2 separate regions of the Homo sapiens genome follow, and region 2 is linked to region 1. A link is a loop called in an ENCODE intact Hi-C map of the cell type or tissue named here. Cell type or tissue: OCI-LY7. All regions are shown on one strand. Links, peaks and the distances in the headings refer to the core of each region. The heading gives the core; the rest is flanking DNA.

Region 1 (8,266 bases), core at 2,214-7,213:
AAGAGGACACAAACAAATGGAAGAACATTCCATGTTCATGGATAGGAAGAATCAATATCCTGAAAATGGCCATACTGCCAAAAGTAATTTATAGATTCAATGCCATCCCCATCAAACTACCAATGACTTTCTTCACAAAATTGGAAAAAACTACTTTCAATTTCATATGGAACCAAAAAACAGCCTGCATTTCGAAGACAATCCTAAGCCAAAAGAACAAAGCTGGAGGCATCACGCTACCTGACTTCAAACTATACTACAAGGCTACAGTAACCAAAACAGCATGGTACTGGTACCAAAACAGACATATAGACCAATGGAACAGAACAGAGCCCTCAGAAATAATACCACACATCTACAACCATCTGATCTTTGACAAACCTGACAAAAACAAGAAATGGGGATATGATTCCCTATTTAACAAATGGTGCTGGGAAAACTGGATAGCCATATGTAGAAAACTGAAATGGGACCCCTTCCTTACATCTTATACAAAAATTAATTCAAGATGGATTAAAGACTTAAATGTTAGACCTAAAACCATAAAAACCCTAGAAGAAAACCTAGGCAATACCATTCAGGACATAGGCATGGGCGAGGACTTCATGACTAAAACACCAAAAGCAATGGCAACAAAAGCCAAAATTGACAAATGGGATCTAATTCAACTGAAGAGCTTCTGCACAACAAAAGAAACTACCATCAGAGTGAACAGGCAACCTACAGAATGGGAGAAAGTTTTTGCAATCTACTCATCTGACAAACGGCTAATATCCAGAATCTACAAAGAACTTAAACAAATTTACAAGAAAAAATCAAACAACCCCATCAAAAAGTGGGCAAAGGATATGAACAGACACTTCTCAAAAGAAGACTTTTATGCAGCCAAGAGACACATGAAAAACAAACAACCCCATCAAAAAATGGGTAAAGGACATGAACAGACACTTCTCAAAAGAAGACATTTATGCAGCCAAAAAACACATGAAAAAATGCTCACCATCACTGGCCATCAGAGAAATGCAAATCAAAACCACAATGAGATACCATCTCACACCTGTTAGAATGGCAATCATTAAAAAGTCAGGAAACAACAGGTGCTGGAGAGGATGTGGAGAAATAGGAACACTTTTATACTGTTGGTGGGACTGTAAACTAGTTCAACCATTGTGGAAGTCAGTGTGGCAATTCCTCAGGGATCTAGAACTAGAAATACCATTTGACCCAGTCATCCCATTTCTGGGTATATACCCAAAGGACTATAAATCATGCTGCTATAAAGACACATGCACACTTATGTTTATTGCGGCACTATTCACAATAGCAAAGACTTGGAACCAACCCAAATGTGCAACAATGATAGACTGGATTAAGAAAATGTGGCACATATACACCATGGAATACTATGCAGCCATAAAAAACGATGAGTTCATGTCCTTTGTAGGGACATGGATGAAACTGGAAATCATCATTCTCAGTAAACTATCGCAAGAACAAAAAACCAAACACCGCATATTCTCACTCATAGGTGGGAATTGAACAATGAGAACACATGGACACAGGAAGGGGAACATCACACTCTGGGGACTGTTGCGGGGTGGGGGGAGGGGGGAGGGATAGCATTAGGAGATATACCTAATGCTAAATGATGAGTTAATGGGTGCAGCACACCAGCATGGCACATGTATACATATGTAACTAACCTGCACATTGTGCACATGTACCCTAAAACTTAAAGTATAATAATAATAAAATAAAATAAAATAAATAAAAAATAAATAAATAATAAATAAATAAATATTGTTACACATTATGGTAAGCATCATAAACTAGCCTTCAATGTTCTTTTAAATAAGTAATATTCCTGAAGGGTAAGACAAATACAGGGAAAATGAATAGAAAATAATGCTAAAGGAAAACCAGCAATTTAGGAAAAAAATTGGATACTGATTTATTTATCCTGTTTGCGTGCAATACTGAGAAAATTAATGGCTTAATTAGGAAAATGAGGAAAAAGACAAAGATGTAAATGTATAAAGGACATTTTGATGTGTTTCAAGCATTGTAGAAGCTTGTAATACTGATCCTTTATTGTACCTAATTTACCTAAAAAAATAAGACTTTTCTTTTCATTGGTATAAAGAAAAAAAGAAAAAATGCTCATCATCACTGGCCATCAGAAAAATGCAAATCAAAACCACAATGAGATACCATCTCAGTTAGAATGGCGATCATTAAAAAGTCAGGAAACAACAGGTGCTGGAGAGGATGTGGAGAAATAGGAACACTTTTACACTGTTGGTGGGACTGTAAACTAATTCGACCATTGTGGAAGACAGTGTGGCGATTCCATAAGGATCTAGAACTAGAAATACCATTTGACCCAGCCATCCCGTTACTGGATATATACCCAAAGGATTATAAATCATGCTGCTATAAAGACACATGCACACATATGTTTATTGTGGCACTAGTCACAATAGCAAAGACTTGGAACCAACCCAAATGCCCATCAATGATAGACTGGATTAAGAAAATGTGGCACATATACACCATGGAATACTATGCAGCCATAAAAAAGGATGAGTTCGTGTCCTTTGCAGGGACATGGATGAAGCTGGAAATCACCATTCTGAGCAAACTATTGCAAGGACAGAAAACCAAACACCACATGTTCCCACTCATAAGTGGGAATTGAACAGTGAGAACACTTGTTCACAGGGTGGGGAACATCACACACTGGGACCTGTCGTGGGGTGGGGGGAGGGGGGAGGGATAGCATTAGGAGATATATACCTAATGTAAATGACGAGTTAATGGGTGCAGCACACCAACATGGCACATGTATACATATGTAACAACCTGCACATTGTGCACATGTGCCCTAGAACTTTAAGTATAATTTAAAAAAGAAAAAAGAAAAAAGTTACAAAACCTTTTTCTCAAAAAAAAAAAAATTTAATCTAAATAGGGATTGAGTACCACAACTCAGTATCACACCTTCCTGAAGTTTATCCATTTTCTGTGACTTACAACCTCTTCTGCATCAGTGTTCATCCTTCCTTCCCTTCCAATAAGGGCTTGGTATATACTCATTGATCACCAAAAATTCAACCCTTTAACATTATATTATTTTATGGATATGTTAATTATTGTAATGAAAAACTTCAAATGTATAAAAAAAGATTATATAAGGAACTCCAAATTACCTATCTCCCTGCTTTAACAATTATCACATAATCATCTTATTTTGACTATACCTTCTCCCCCAGATTGTTTTGAAGTAAGTTGTCTTATCTGTAAGTATATGTTGCTTTTGCCAGTATAACCAACTCTGTTTTATGTTTGTTCCTTGGGTTCTTTGTGCAATTTTCATCATTTGATTTATCAGTTCCTATTCAGGAGTTGTGTCTTCTACTTTTGAACTTGCCGTGTGCATCTCATCATGATTACACCTTGCTGGAATTCAGTATATGTGAAGTATGATGTCTACGTACAAAAACCCAGAATGGAGCCAACAGGAAAAATAAAACTCTGACAACACGGTTGAGAGAAACAATACCACAGTCACCCACCTGTGTGTTGAAGAAAATCTTTAATCTTGTGTAGAATGAATGTTTAGGTAATTGGTTGGCTAATAGCTCCTCAGAACATTGAGGGGTATATAATTTTTGTATTATATACTACTTTAAAATAGGAAAACCCATTACCAACCACATCTTATATACTAGACCAAAATTTCTTAGTTAATGGATTTGCATTTTATCTGCTAGGAATTTGGAACTACCACTTAAGACTAAGACTATTGCGAAGTTTCTGTGACCACATCACCACTCTGTTTCTCAATCTTCTTGGAGGTAACAGATTCTTGTTCAACCTGCTGACTTACTCTTTCTTACCCTTAAAGCAATAGCACCACCCTGTGGCAAGATTTAAAATGTTTCCTCACACTGGCAAATACAACTTCCATCTTACAACTTTAAGATGCCAAGTGACTCTAGCGGACTGGTGAAGTTTTGGGCCTCTTCTCATATTAAAGTTTTTAAATGTATAAAATACAATACATGGAATTACAAAGGAAATCAATTATATGAAAATACTGTTGTGGTCAGGTGTCCATGGAATCTAGTTAGGAAGCCATAATACAAGACTGGGAACATGACATTTTGGTTCCTTCAGAAGCAACTCCTCTCTGTTCTCATAATTAAGGATCATTATTCTAGTTGAGTTTGCAGATAGGCTTTCAGGAATTACATAATGGTTTTGGCTCTATCTCTATAAGTATTTATATGGTTTATGAGAAAGGAAAGGTTGTTGGAGACAGTAGGGGAGTTTATAAAATAGAAAGCATCTACACAGTGAAAACATGTTGGGTTTTGTATCTAGGTCCTTTAAATTATTGAAGTTTAGATATTCTTGCCAAAAAGGAAGGATAGATTCCACAGAGTGCTCCTGAAAGGGTAGTCTCAAGGCATAAGGGCTTATCCTGAATGCTTTTATGAGGCTTACAAAGTAAAGCAAACTCGACAATTAATGTTATTCAGCCCTGCTGGGTAAATTTGCTCCAGATGCCTCAGAATTAAGTTCCCTCCAAGGGCTAATGAAGTAGCTCTAGGTGCCACTAGAGGGCACTGTGAGGACTCTGTTGCCAGTTAGGTGAGAGGAGCTATTGGACGGCGGCCCCCTGGAATGGGAACTCAAGGAAGAGGCAGGAAGGAGAGGACTCAAGGTGCAGGAAGGAAGATAGTTAACATTGCAGATCTTAGTTTATAAGTAAATAGTAGTAATAAAGCCTTACCAGATATTTCAGGCTCCCCCATCTACTGAGTACATGGTAGGACTGCACTTCTTAATCCTCCTGTAGTGGGTAGGACCATATGATTGGCCCTGGCCAATATCCAATAAGTTGTCAGCAGGGATGGTATGTATCTCTTTTCTCCTCCTTCTCCTCCCTCTTCTTCTCCTCCTTCTTCTTTTTTAAACTTTGTAGAGACAGGGTCTCACTATGTTTCCAAGGCTAATCTTGAACTCCTGGCCTCAAGCAATCCTCCCGCTTAGGCCTTCCGGAATACTGGGATTACAGACATGTATCTGTTCTGCACCAAGCATTGAATTGTTGGTGCCAGACCCTCCAGAGTTCTCTTTCCCCTTGACATAAGTACTAACAATATTCAAGATGGTAGCTACTCTGTCAGCCTGGGTCCCTGAGTAACTACAATGGGCAGAGTCCCCCTGCTGATCCACAGTGGACAAGTAACATGATTCAAAAATAAATCTCATCTAAAACCACAGGCATTTGGGGATTAATGCTTACTGCAGCAGAGCATACATAACTTTGATTATCACAGCTAGGTACTCAACCAAGTATTTGCATGTTCAATCCTCTCAATATATTTATTTTTTCCTTTTTTCAGATGAGAAAATTGAGGCTTAGAAACTGTAAGGACTTACCCAAGGTCATGGAGCAAGGTAAGTCCTTTGACCTTATATCATGCTTCTTAATTACTATGTTATACTACATACCAAGACCAGTTAGAATCTGTGTTACATGTTCCCAATAAAGAAAGGAGAAATTCATGGAGCCAGAAATGCAAGAGGAAGGATCACTGAACCTAGCTTCTAGCCTATGGATCTTGAGTTACCCTCAATATTTAGCAGATAAGAGTGCTGCCAATCTCTCCAATAACTTGAACTGGATTTGTCTTCTTTCTCCACAAACTCTCCCCTGGTTTTGCAAATCTTCCACCCAGATCCCTTGCCTCCAGTTCCTCCCTCCTCCAGTCATCTCACTTCTCACACTGCCTTCCACATCATCTTTTAAGTCATCATCTTAGCTCCCACCAGGACCACCTAGGGAGCTTTTCAAATACACATGCATAATTCATGCAGGGCCTGAGCAAGTATTTTTTTTCATATGTGGCTACAGTAGAAGACCCTAATATGAAAGACTGATTTTCATGTTTCTATACTATCAGGTCCCAGTTAACCTTTTCTCACTTATTGTCCACACAGTGCTCCACAGGTCATTTACAATAGAGATTATTATCCCTTGAATAAAACATTAAGAATATATTTATGTCCCCAGGCCTCTGCTCCAGTTGTTCCCTTTCCGTGAAATTTCTTCCTCATCCCCATCGGTAAAAATTCTACCATCGCTCAAATGTTTCCACCTTCATGTAGTACCCCCTTGCTGTCCCAAGTCACAATTCAGACTTGATTCCTTGGGCTCTTACAGTATTCGGCTTCTATCTGTACCAGAGTTTTGATAATTCTGTCTTTATTACATTTATTTATACATGTCTGTCTTCCCCACTAACCTGTCAACTCCTGAAGGGAGGGGCCCAGTGTTTTGTTTTTGGTTTTTGCCCAGTGTTTTTTTTGTGGGGGGGGGGGGGCGGGGGGCAGGGATTGGATTTATTTATAATAAGAAAGGCTGAATTGAGAGCTTACTTTTTTTTCCTAAAATTTAAAACAGTACTAGTAAAACCTTACCCTCCTCAGCTGACCTTATTTCAGGTATAAGAGTACAAAGCTTCTAGGTAAGCTGCTCTCATGATGTAAGAGCATGACTGATAGCACCAAGCCTGTTTAAATTCACTGAGAGCCAGGAGAGGTCACATAGCAGAGGCATCTAGTCTGAGCATGTTTTCAGACTCCAAGTATTTCCAGTGTTATTTTGTCTTGGGATTCCACAAACTACCTCCCACAATGCTTAATATCTAGCAAATACTCATTATACTTTCAAATGCAACTTACTTTGATGAATTTATGTATTTATTCATTTATTCCACAAATATGTATTGGAGTGCTGACACTGAGTGCTTACTTTGAGCGAGTCACCAGAGACACAGACAAAATGTCAGCCTTCATTAAGTCTACATTCTAGTGGAGGAGGCAAACAATAAACAGGATGAGTAGGTTATATACGTAGTATGTTAGAAGATAAGTGCCAAGGGGAAACACAAAGCAGAGATGGTAGATGAGCATCAGTTTGAGTGGTTTGTGTGCACATTAAAGTTTGAGGAGCTGTGCTCTAAATGGAGCCATCTTTACAGGGATTCTTTGCAGAATAATGAATGGAGATACATGCCAGATCCCAAAACAACTATTTTAGGAAGCAAAGAGATCCCGGGTCAGTTTCTTGAAAATTCAGAGCCAAATGCTGACATGACACCAGTATAAACTCACAATGGAATCACAGAACTTCCTAAGAATTTTTCCTCATATTTTTTAGACAAGTATGTATATACATGTGTGTGCTTAACTGATGTATGATTAGAAAAAAAGGAACTAACATTGTTGTTGTTGTTGTTGTTTAGTGCTTTGCTATGGTTTAGATGTGGTTTGTTCCCTCCAAAGCACATGTTGAAATTTGATTCCTAAAGTAATGGTGTTAAAAGGTGGTAGGGTCCATAAGAGGTGTTTAAGTCATAGGGGTTCCACTCTCATGAAGGGATTAATGCCATTCTCACAAGAGTGAGTTAGTTCTCATGGGAGGGAGCGTTATTATCACAAGAGTGGGTTATTATAAAGGTGAGTTCCGCTTTCTTGTTTCACTCTTGCTTCTTTTCTTGTCATGTGGTCTCTTGTTTTTCCACCATGTTAAGAAGCACCATGAGGCCCTCAACAGACACAGCTCTTCAATCTCAGACTTCCCAGCTTCCAGAAACATGAGCCAAAACACATCTCTTTTCTCCTCCTCCTCCTCTTCCTCCTCCTCCTTTTCCTCTTCCTCCTCCTCTTCTTCTTCCTCTCCTCCTCCTCTTCTTCTTCCTCCTCTTTCTTCCTCTTTCTTCTTATTATTCTTCCTTTTTATTAAGTTAAGGGGTACAGGTGCAGGTTTGTCATATAGGTAACCTCATGTCATGGGGGTTTGTTGTACAGATTATTTTGTCACCCAGGTATTAAGCCTAGTACCCACTAGTTATTTTTTCTGATCCTCTCCCTTCTCCCACACTCCACCCTCCAGTAGGCCCCAGCATATGTTGTTTCCCTCTATGTGTGCATGTGTTCTCAATATTTAGCTCCCACTTATAAGTGAGAATATGCGATATTTGGTTTTCTGTTCCTGTATTAGTTTGCTAAGGATAATGGCCTCCAGCTCCATCCATGATCCTGCAAAGGATATGATCTCATTCTTTTTTATGGCTGCCTAGTATTCCATGGTATATATATACATATATATATCACATTTTCTTTATCCAGTCTATTATTGATGGACATTTAGGTTGATTCCATGTATTCACTATTGTGAATAGTGGTGCAG
Region 2 (8,266 bases), core at 1,773-6,772, 630 kb before region 1:
ACATAGCAAGACTCTGTCTCTGTAAAATCTTTTTAAAAATTGGCCAGACATGGTGACTACCGCCTGTAATCCCAGCAATTTGGGAGGCCGAGGCAGATGGATTACCTGAGGTCAAGAGTTCGAGACCAGCCTGGCTAACATGGTGAAACCCCGTTTCTACTAAAAATACAAAAATTAGCTGGGTGTGGTGGTGCACGCCTGTAGTCCCAGCTACTCAGGAGGCTGAGGCAGGAGAATTGCTTGAACCCAGGAGGCGGAGGTTGCAGTGAGCCAGATCGCACCACTGCATTCCAGCCTGGGTGACAAAGCAAGACTCTGTTTCAAAAATAAATAAATAAAAATAAAAAATAAATAAAAATAGCTAGGCATCGTGGCATGCTTGTAGTCCCAGCCACTCAAGAGGCTGAGGCAGGATTCCCTGAGCCCAACAGCTCAAGGCTGCAGTGAACTATGATTGTGTCACTGCACTCCAGTCTGGGAGACAGAGTGAAATCCTGTCTCTAACAAAAAAAAGAAAGGCCTGAAAACCATTTTTTTTTATTTTGAGACAGATTCTCATTCTGTCACCTAGACCGGTGTGCACTGGTGCGATTTCGGCTCACTGAAACCTCCATCTCCCGGGTTCAAGTGATTCTCATTCCTCAGCCTCCTGAGTAGCTGCAATTACAAATGTGTGTCACCACACCCAGCTAATTTTTGTATTTTTAGTAGAGACGCGGTTTCACCATGTTGCCCAGGCTGGTCTTGAACTCCTGACCTCAAGTGATTCACCTGCTTTGGCGTCCCAAAGTGCTAGGATTACAGGCATGAGACACTGTGCCCAGCCAATAATTAAAAATTTAAAAAAGAACACACACACACACACACAATAAAAAGAGCCTGGAATGTTACAAGTGTATTATAGTTTATTGAAGTAAAAATTACATTTATGACATCATGAACAATTGTCTTATGACACAGTGACAAGGCTTGAAATTTAAAAAAGGAAAAAAGGGAACAATTGTCTGTTTGCCAGTCAACTAAAATACATACTGCTGGCCGGGCATGGTGGCCCATGCCTGTAAGCCCAGCACTGTCAAACCAATGATCTCTTTTTTTGATAAATGATTTATTAATGAATCACATTCTCTAAAATATTCCAAATCAGAAAATGTTGGGTTAAATACTTGTCAAGTTTCACAAGGTGATTAAATATACAATTGTGGGGTCCCACTCAGAACACTGGAGTTAGTATAAAGATTATTTTAAGCTGAAGACATTTGAGATGGAACAGATGCAGAAAGAAGCTTCCTTGGGACTTCCCTTATTTGATTAAAAGTAGAAACTTCTGAGAAATGAGGACGGACATAAATTTCCTGTTTGGGGTGGCTTCTACTCCCAGGGGAGAGACCCAGAATAAACCTACCATAAATCCCCTCTCTGGCAGTTTTATGAACCTGAAAAAGACCACTCACACCTATATAAGAAAGTTTGGTTTGTGATAATGTTTGCATGTCTCCCATTTGTTCTTCTAAAAACACATTTGTCTTTTTTAGAGAAACCTATTTGTCCTTCCTATAGAAGTCCTTTTTGGCTAGGCGCGTTGGCTCAAGCATGTAATCCCAGCACTTTGGAAGGCTGAGGCAGGCAGATCACCTGAGGTCAGGAGTTCAAGACCAGCCTGGCCAATGTGGTGAAACCCTGTCTCTACTAAAAATACAAAAATTAACTGGGCATGGTGGCAGGCACCTGTAATCCCAAGCTTCTTGGGAGACTGAAACAGGAGAATCGCTTGAACCTGGGAGGCAGAGGTTGCGGTGAGCTGAGACTGCGCCACTGCACTCCAGCCTGAGCAACATAGTGAGACCCTGTCTCAAAAAAAAGAAAAAAGTCCAGGCCGGGCACGGTGGTTCATGCCTGTAATCCCAGCACTTTGGGAGGCTGAGGCGGGAGGATCACGAGGGCAAGAGATTGAGACCATCCTGGCCAACATGGTTAAACCCTGTCTCTACTAAAAATACAAAAATTAGCTGACCGTGGTGGTGTGCACCTGTAATCCCAGCTACTCAGGAGGCTGAGGCAGGAGAATTGCTTGAACCTGGGAGGCAGAGGTTGCAGTGAGACAAGATGGCACCACTGTACTCCATCCTGGTGACAGAGTGAGGCTCCGTATCAAAAACAAAAAAAAATTAGCAGGGTGTGGTGGTTCACGCCTGTAGTCCCAGCTACTTGGGGGGCTGAGGTGAGAGGATCACTTGAGCCTGGTCAAGGTTGAGGTTGCAGTGAGCTGTGTTTGTACCACTGCACTCCAACCTGGACAACAAAGTGAGACCCTGTCTCCAAAAACAAAAATGTAGGTAAATACCATCATTTGTGACAAGATGGATGAATCTGGAAAACATTATGCTAAGTGAAATAAGCCAGGTATAGAAAGACAAATACTACATGATCTCACTTATATGTGGAATCCAAACATGTCAAATTCATAGCAGCAGATAGTAGAATGATGGCTACCAGAGGCTGGGGAGAGTGGAGACGAGGAGAATGGGGAATTGTTAATCAAAGGGTGCAAAATTTCAGATAGAAGGCTTTGAGATTTACTGCACAATAGAGTGACTATAATCAATAATGATGTAGTTTTATCTAGCCATCTAAAATGGAGAGATGAATCGTTCTGCCTATACAAACAAGTCAGTTATTAGAGGGTGGTTGAGGTATGCTACTCAGAAGATTTCAGGGTGTCTTCCAGCTGAAATCTCAATGTTCTCAGTATGAAAAACCTGAAATCAGATGCCTATGTAAGGGAAGTGCTATTCACCCAGTAAACCCAAAAAAGCAAATGGAGAATGCTGGCTATTTTGCCTTTCTGACATTTGTTTGGGAATCTGCAGGAACCTCTCCTTTCCCCTCCCCCAATAAGACCATTTAAGTGTGTGTTAAACAACTACAGCATACTAAATAAAAAGTTTGGCCAAAACCAACAACAACAACAAAATAATAATAACGATGTAGTTTCTCTTTTTTTTTTTTTTCTGAGATGGAGTCTCACTCTGTCACCCAGGCTGGAGTGCAGTGGCGTGATCTCGGCTCACTGCAACCTCCCGCCTCCCAGCTTCAAGCGATTCTCCTGCCTCGGCCCCCCCAAGTAGCTGGGATTACAGGCGCCCGCCACCACGCCCGGCTAATTTTTGTATTTTTAGTAGAGAAGGGGTTTCACTATGTTGGCCAGGCTGGTCTAGAACTCCTGACCTCAGATGATCCACCCGCCTTGGCCTCCCAAAGCGCGGGATTGTAGGCATAAGCCATCATGCCCAGCCATAGTTTCTCTTTCAAAATAACTAGAAGAGTAAATTTCAAATATCTCACTATTAAAAATGATGGATCAGCCAGGTGCAGTTGCTCACGCCTGTAGTCCCAGCACTTTAGGAGACTGAGATGGGTGGATAGCTTGAGCCCAGGAGTTCCAGACCAGACTGGGCAACATGGTGAAACTCCATCCCTACAAAAAAAATTAAAAATTAGCCAGGCATGGCGGCACACACCTGTAGTCCCAGCTATGCGGGAGGCTGAGTTGGGAGGATCACTTGAGCCCTGGCAGTTGAGGCTGCACTGAGCTGAGATCACACCACTGCACTCCAGCCTGGGTGACAGAACAAGACCCTGTTTAAAAAAAAAAAAAAAAAAAAGATAAAAAATAATTTTAAAAAGAGAGAGGGGTCCCACTCTGTTGCCCAGGCTGGTCTCAAGTGGTCCTCCTGCCCTAGCCTCCCAAAGTACTAGGATTACAGGCGTGAGCCACCATGCTGGGCTGTGAGACTCCTGTTTTTACAGAAAATTAAAAATTAGCCAGCATGGTGGCATGTACCTGTAGTCCCAGCTATTTGGGAGGTTGAGGTGGGAGGATTGCCCGGGCCCAGGAGGTCAAGGCTGCGGGGAGCTGAGATTGCACAAGTGCACTCCACCCTGGGCAACAAAGCAAGACCCTTCCCAAAACATAAAATAAAAATAAAAATGAAAAATCAACTGGAGTCAGGCAAGGTGGCACATGCTTGTAATCCCAGCACTTTAGGTGGCTGAGGCAGGACGATCCTTTGAGTTTGGGAATTTGAGACCAGCCTGGGCAGCACAGTGAGACCCTGTCTCTACAAAAATAAATTTTAAAAGCTGGCCACGATGGTGCAGGCCTATGGTATCAGCTACTAGGGAGGCTGAGGCGGGAGGACTGCTTGAGCCCAGGAGATCTAGACTGTGGTGAGCCATGCTTGTGCCACTGCAAAGTCAGACCTGGGCAACAAAGTGAGATTCTATCTCAAATAAATAAAATAATTGCTGGCCAGGTGCAGTGGCTCACGCCTGTAATCCCAGCACTTTGGGAGGCCGAGGCAGGTGAATCACCTGAGGTCAGGAGTTCGAGACCAGCCTGGCCAACATGGTGAAACCCCATCTCTACTAAAAATACAAACTTAGCCAGGCCTGGTGGCGCATGCCTGTAATCCCAGCTACCTGGGAGGCTGAGGCAGGAGAATCGCTTGAACCCGAGAGGCGGAGGTTGCAGTCAGCCAAGATCCTGCCACTGCACTCCAGCTTGGGCAATAGAGTGACACTCCGTCTCAAAAATAATAATAATAAGTAAAATAAAATAATAATAATTGCTATTATGTCTGTTGATCCAAAGTCCTGTTTTGGCAGTATTATATGTATTGTGATTAAAACAAAGTGAAAACCATAATTATTTTCTAAGTTGTGTTTCTTTGGGTAGTCAAATGGTCTTGAAATCTGGTGCGTAACAATAAAATCAATAAAAACAGTTCTTGGGATAGAAAATCTCAGGGTTAGTATGTCAGGACATATTTTCAGAAATGAACACTAGATGTCAGCTTTTAGGCAAGCTTTTCTGAGTCACTGACCCATTTTTACCTCCCGACAAAACCCAAGCCAAGTCTTTTCTGAATGTAGAAACTTTCCTCCTCAGGGAACTCCACTTCCGCAGGGCTCTCCCACTGACACCCCTGATAGGGTAACATTTGAGCTATTAAAATTAGCAGGAACTAAACTAGAAAGTGAAGCACCTATGGAGGTTTCTGGGGAGACATTAAATAAAAAACAGAGAAACAAACAAAAAATATAACCTGCAATTCTCTCCCTCTATTGTACTTTACTATCATTTAAAAGAATAAACACAGGCTGGGTGCATTGGCTCATCCTTGTAATCCCAGCAATTTGGGAGGCTGAGGCTAGAGGATCACTTGAAGCCAGGAATTCAAGACCAGGCTGGGCAACATGGCGAGACTCCATCTCTACAAAACGTAGAAGAATTAGGCAGGTGTGGTGTTGTGTGCCTGTAATCCCAGCTACTCGGGAGGCTAAAGCAAGAGAATTGCTTGATCCCAGGAGGCAGAGGTTGCAGTGAGCCAAGATCATGCCACTGCACTCCAGGCTGGGTGACAGAGCAAGAACCTGTCTCAAAATAATAATAATAATAATAATAATAATAAATATATGGCTGTAATCTCAGCACTTTGGGATGCCAAGGCAGGCGGATCATGAGGTCAAGAGATTGAGACCATCCTGGCCAACATGGTGAAACCTCGTCTCTACTAAAAATACAAAAATTAGCTGGGTGTCGTGGCGCGCGCCTATAATCCCAGCTACTCAGAAGGCTGAGGCAGCAGAATCGCTTGTACCTGGGAGGTGGAGGTTGCAGTGAGCCAAGATAGCACCACTGCACTCCAGCCTGGCAACAGAGCAAGACTCTGTCACAAAATAATAATAATAATAATAATAATAGTAATAATAATAATAATAATAATAATAATAGGCCATGGCTGGGCGTGGTGGCTCAAGCCTATAATCCCAGCACTTTGGGAGGCTGAGGCGGGTGGATCACCTGAGGTCAGGAGTTCAAGACCAGCCTGACCGATATGGTGAAACCCTGTCTTTACTAAAAATACAAAAAATTAGCTGAGTGTGGTGGCGGGTGCCTGTAGTCCCAGCTACTCAGGAGGCTGAGACAGAAGAACTACTTGAACCTGGGAGGAGGAGGTTGCAGTGAGCGAAGATCACATGACACTGCACTCCAGCCTGGGCAACAGAGTGAGACTCTGTCTCAAAAGAAAAAAAGAAAAAAAAAAGGCTAGATGCAGTGGCTCACACCTATAACCCCAACACTTTGGGAAGGCAAAGGCGGGCGGATCACCTGAGGTCAGGAGTTCGAGACCAGCCTGACCAACATGGCTAAACCCCATCTCTACTAAAAATACAAAATTATCTGAGCATGGTGGCGCATGCCTATAATCCTAGCTACTTGGGAGGCTAAGGCAGGAGAATCGCTTGAACCCAGGAGATGGAGGTTGCAGTGAACTGAGATCATGCCATTGCACTCCAGACTGGGCAACAAGAGCAAAACTCCGTCTCAATAAATAAATAAATATTAAACATAAAAATAATTTCATCTTTGTAATGAAGAGGGTGGAGCATGGGGAGAAGGAAATCTTCCTGAACCAATTACAAAGACCTCATGTCGTGCGTGCATGGTTTAACAGCAAGTTTTTTCAGCATTTGCTTTCTTTTCCCTTTTTTTGTAAGCAAACAAACAAACAAACAAACTCTACTCTCTGCCTATTTATGCCTTCAGTAACTATTTATGAAGTATTTACGGCGTACAACTTAGTACATGTCTCAGTCTGTGGCAAATGATGGAAGCCTAGAAAACACATATGGACAAGGTCAATCCTCTACCCTTGAGACCACTGCAGTCTCATGGGGGAAATAAGACAGTTACATAAAATGTCATAGTGTAAAGTACAGTTTCTAGCATGCACATTTTTTGGTGGCACAGCACAAATTAAGTATTTTTTCTCATTTTTTATTTTGTTTTTTTGAGGCAGATTTTTGCTGTGTCACCCAGGCTTGAGTGCAGTGGCGCCATCTCAGCTCACTGCAACCTCCACCTCCCGGATTCAAGTGATTCTCATGCCTCAGCCACCCGAGTAGCTGGGATTACAGGCACCGCCACCATGCCCGGCTAATGCTTTTTGTATTTTTATTAGAGATGGGGTTTCACCATGTTGGCCAGGCTGGTCTCGAACTCCTGACCTCAGGTGATCCACCCGCCTCGGCCTCCCAAAGTGTTGGGGTTACAGGCATGAACCACCATGCCTGGACAGAAATTAAGTCTTACTAAGAGGCATTTTAGGCCGGGCGCAGTGGCTCACGCTTGCAATCCCAGCACTTTGGGAGGTCAAGATGGGTGGATCACCTCAGGTCAGGAATTCGAGACCAGCCTGACCATTATGGCGAAACCCTTTCTCTACTAAAAATACAAAAATTAGCCACGCGTGGTGGCAGGCACCTATAATCCGAGCTACTCAGGAGGCTGAGGCTGGAGAATTGCTTGAACCTGGGAGGCGGAGGTTGCAGTGAGCCGAGATCGCGCCACTGCACTCCAGCCTGGGCAACAGAGCGAGACTCCCTCTCAGAAAAAAAAAAAAAAAAAAAAAAAAAGAGGCATTTTACTATTTTATATTGGGTAAGCATGGAAAAGGAGGCAAACTAATTTATTTGAGTGTGTAGAGAAGAAAAAGCAAGTTTTCCTTAACCATGGTAAGGTTCATGGCTGAGACTCCTATAACAAAATACAGATTAACAAGAGAAAAGCATACAAATTTGTGTAATATAAGTTTTACATGATGGGGAGTCTTCCTAAGGAAATGACCCAAAGAAAAGTCTGTGTACTTTTATGCATAGGTTTGAGAAAGTGGATAGTTGTGCAGAAGTATGATTGAACAAAGCGGGTATGATCTCACGGTAATAAATTGGGGGCATGAGATTAGCAAGACCTGTTTGTTCAGATTATTCTTGGTGTCCCTGTGTGACATTCCTTCCACCCTGATATAGGGCAGGACACCTGCCACATGAGGGTTTTCAAGAGAGATAAGAGGATGACCTTCCTAGGCTTTATGGCCTGCTTCAGAGACGGGTGAGGGAGATGTGACAGTGGCCTTCCAGTATATGCTGTTTTCTCAACTTCCAAGGTGCTATGTTTGGGGGTTGGGTTTCCTATGCCATATCAGTGCTTACAGTATGACAAGCAGCATGATGAGTGCTTTACAAAGCCTGCACTACATGTCAGGTAGTTTTTACTCATTTGTAAAATGAGCAATCTTCATTTTAGAAAGACTGACCAAAGGCCCAGTCATACAGATAGACGGTAGAATCCGGAATTGAAACTAGCTTCCTAAGCTACAATGGAGTGAAGCAAAAAAAGGAACTAAAACTAGGTCTAGGC

The links. Peaks named below come from ENCODE experiments on the same cell type or tissue, not always from the same donor. Only the 100,000 strongest peaks of a DNase experiment are listed, where the experiment ranks them.
Region 2: it touches region 1 in a loop (3-fold over the local background); 6 of 110 quality-filtered maps call a loop at or near these places.

Annotation. Positions count from the first base shown.
Region 1 is chr9:6,051,054-6,059,319 of GRCh38, reverse strand. No RefSeq gene overlaps it. Among named protein-coding and RNA genes, the nearest start is that of RANBP6, 40 kb to the right of the region's middle. In OCI-LY7, for the core only: CTCF peaks have their summits at 3,689, 3,888 (motif pointing left) and 4,630 (motif pointing right); DNase peaks (open chromatin) are centred at 3,909 and 4,609; H3K27ac peaks cover 312 bases.
Region 2 is chr9:6,683,206-6,691,471 of GRCh38, reverse strand. No RefSeq gene overlaps it. Among named protein-coding and RNA genes, the nearest start is that of LINC02851, 17 kb to the left of the region's middle. RefSeq lists enhancers at 1-12, 7,746-8,005. In OCI-LY7, for the core only: CTCF peaks have their summits at 4,636 and 4,844 (motif pointing right); a DNase peak (open chromatin) is centred at 4,871; H3K27ac peaks cover 461 bases.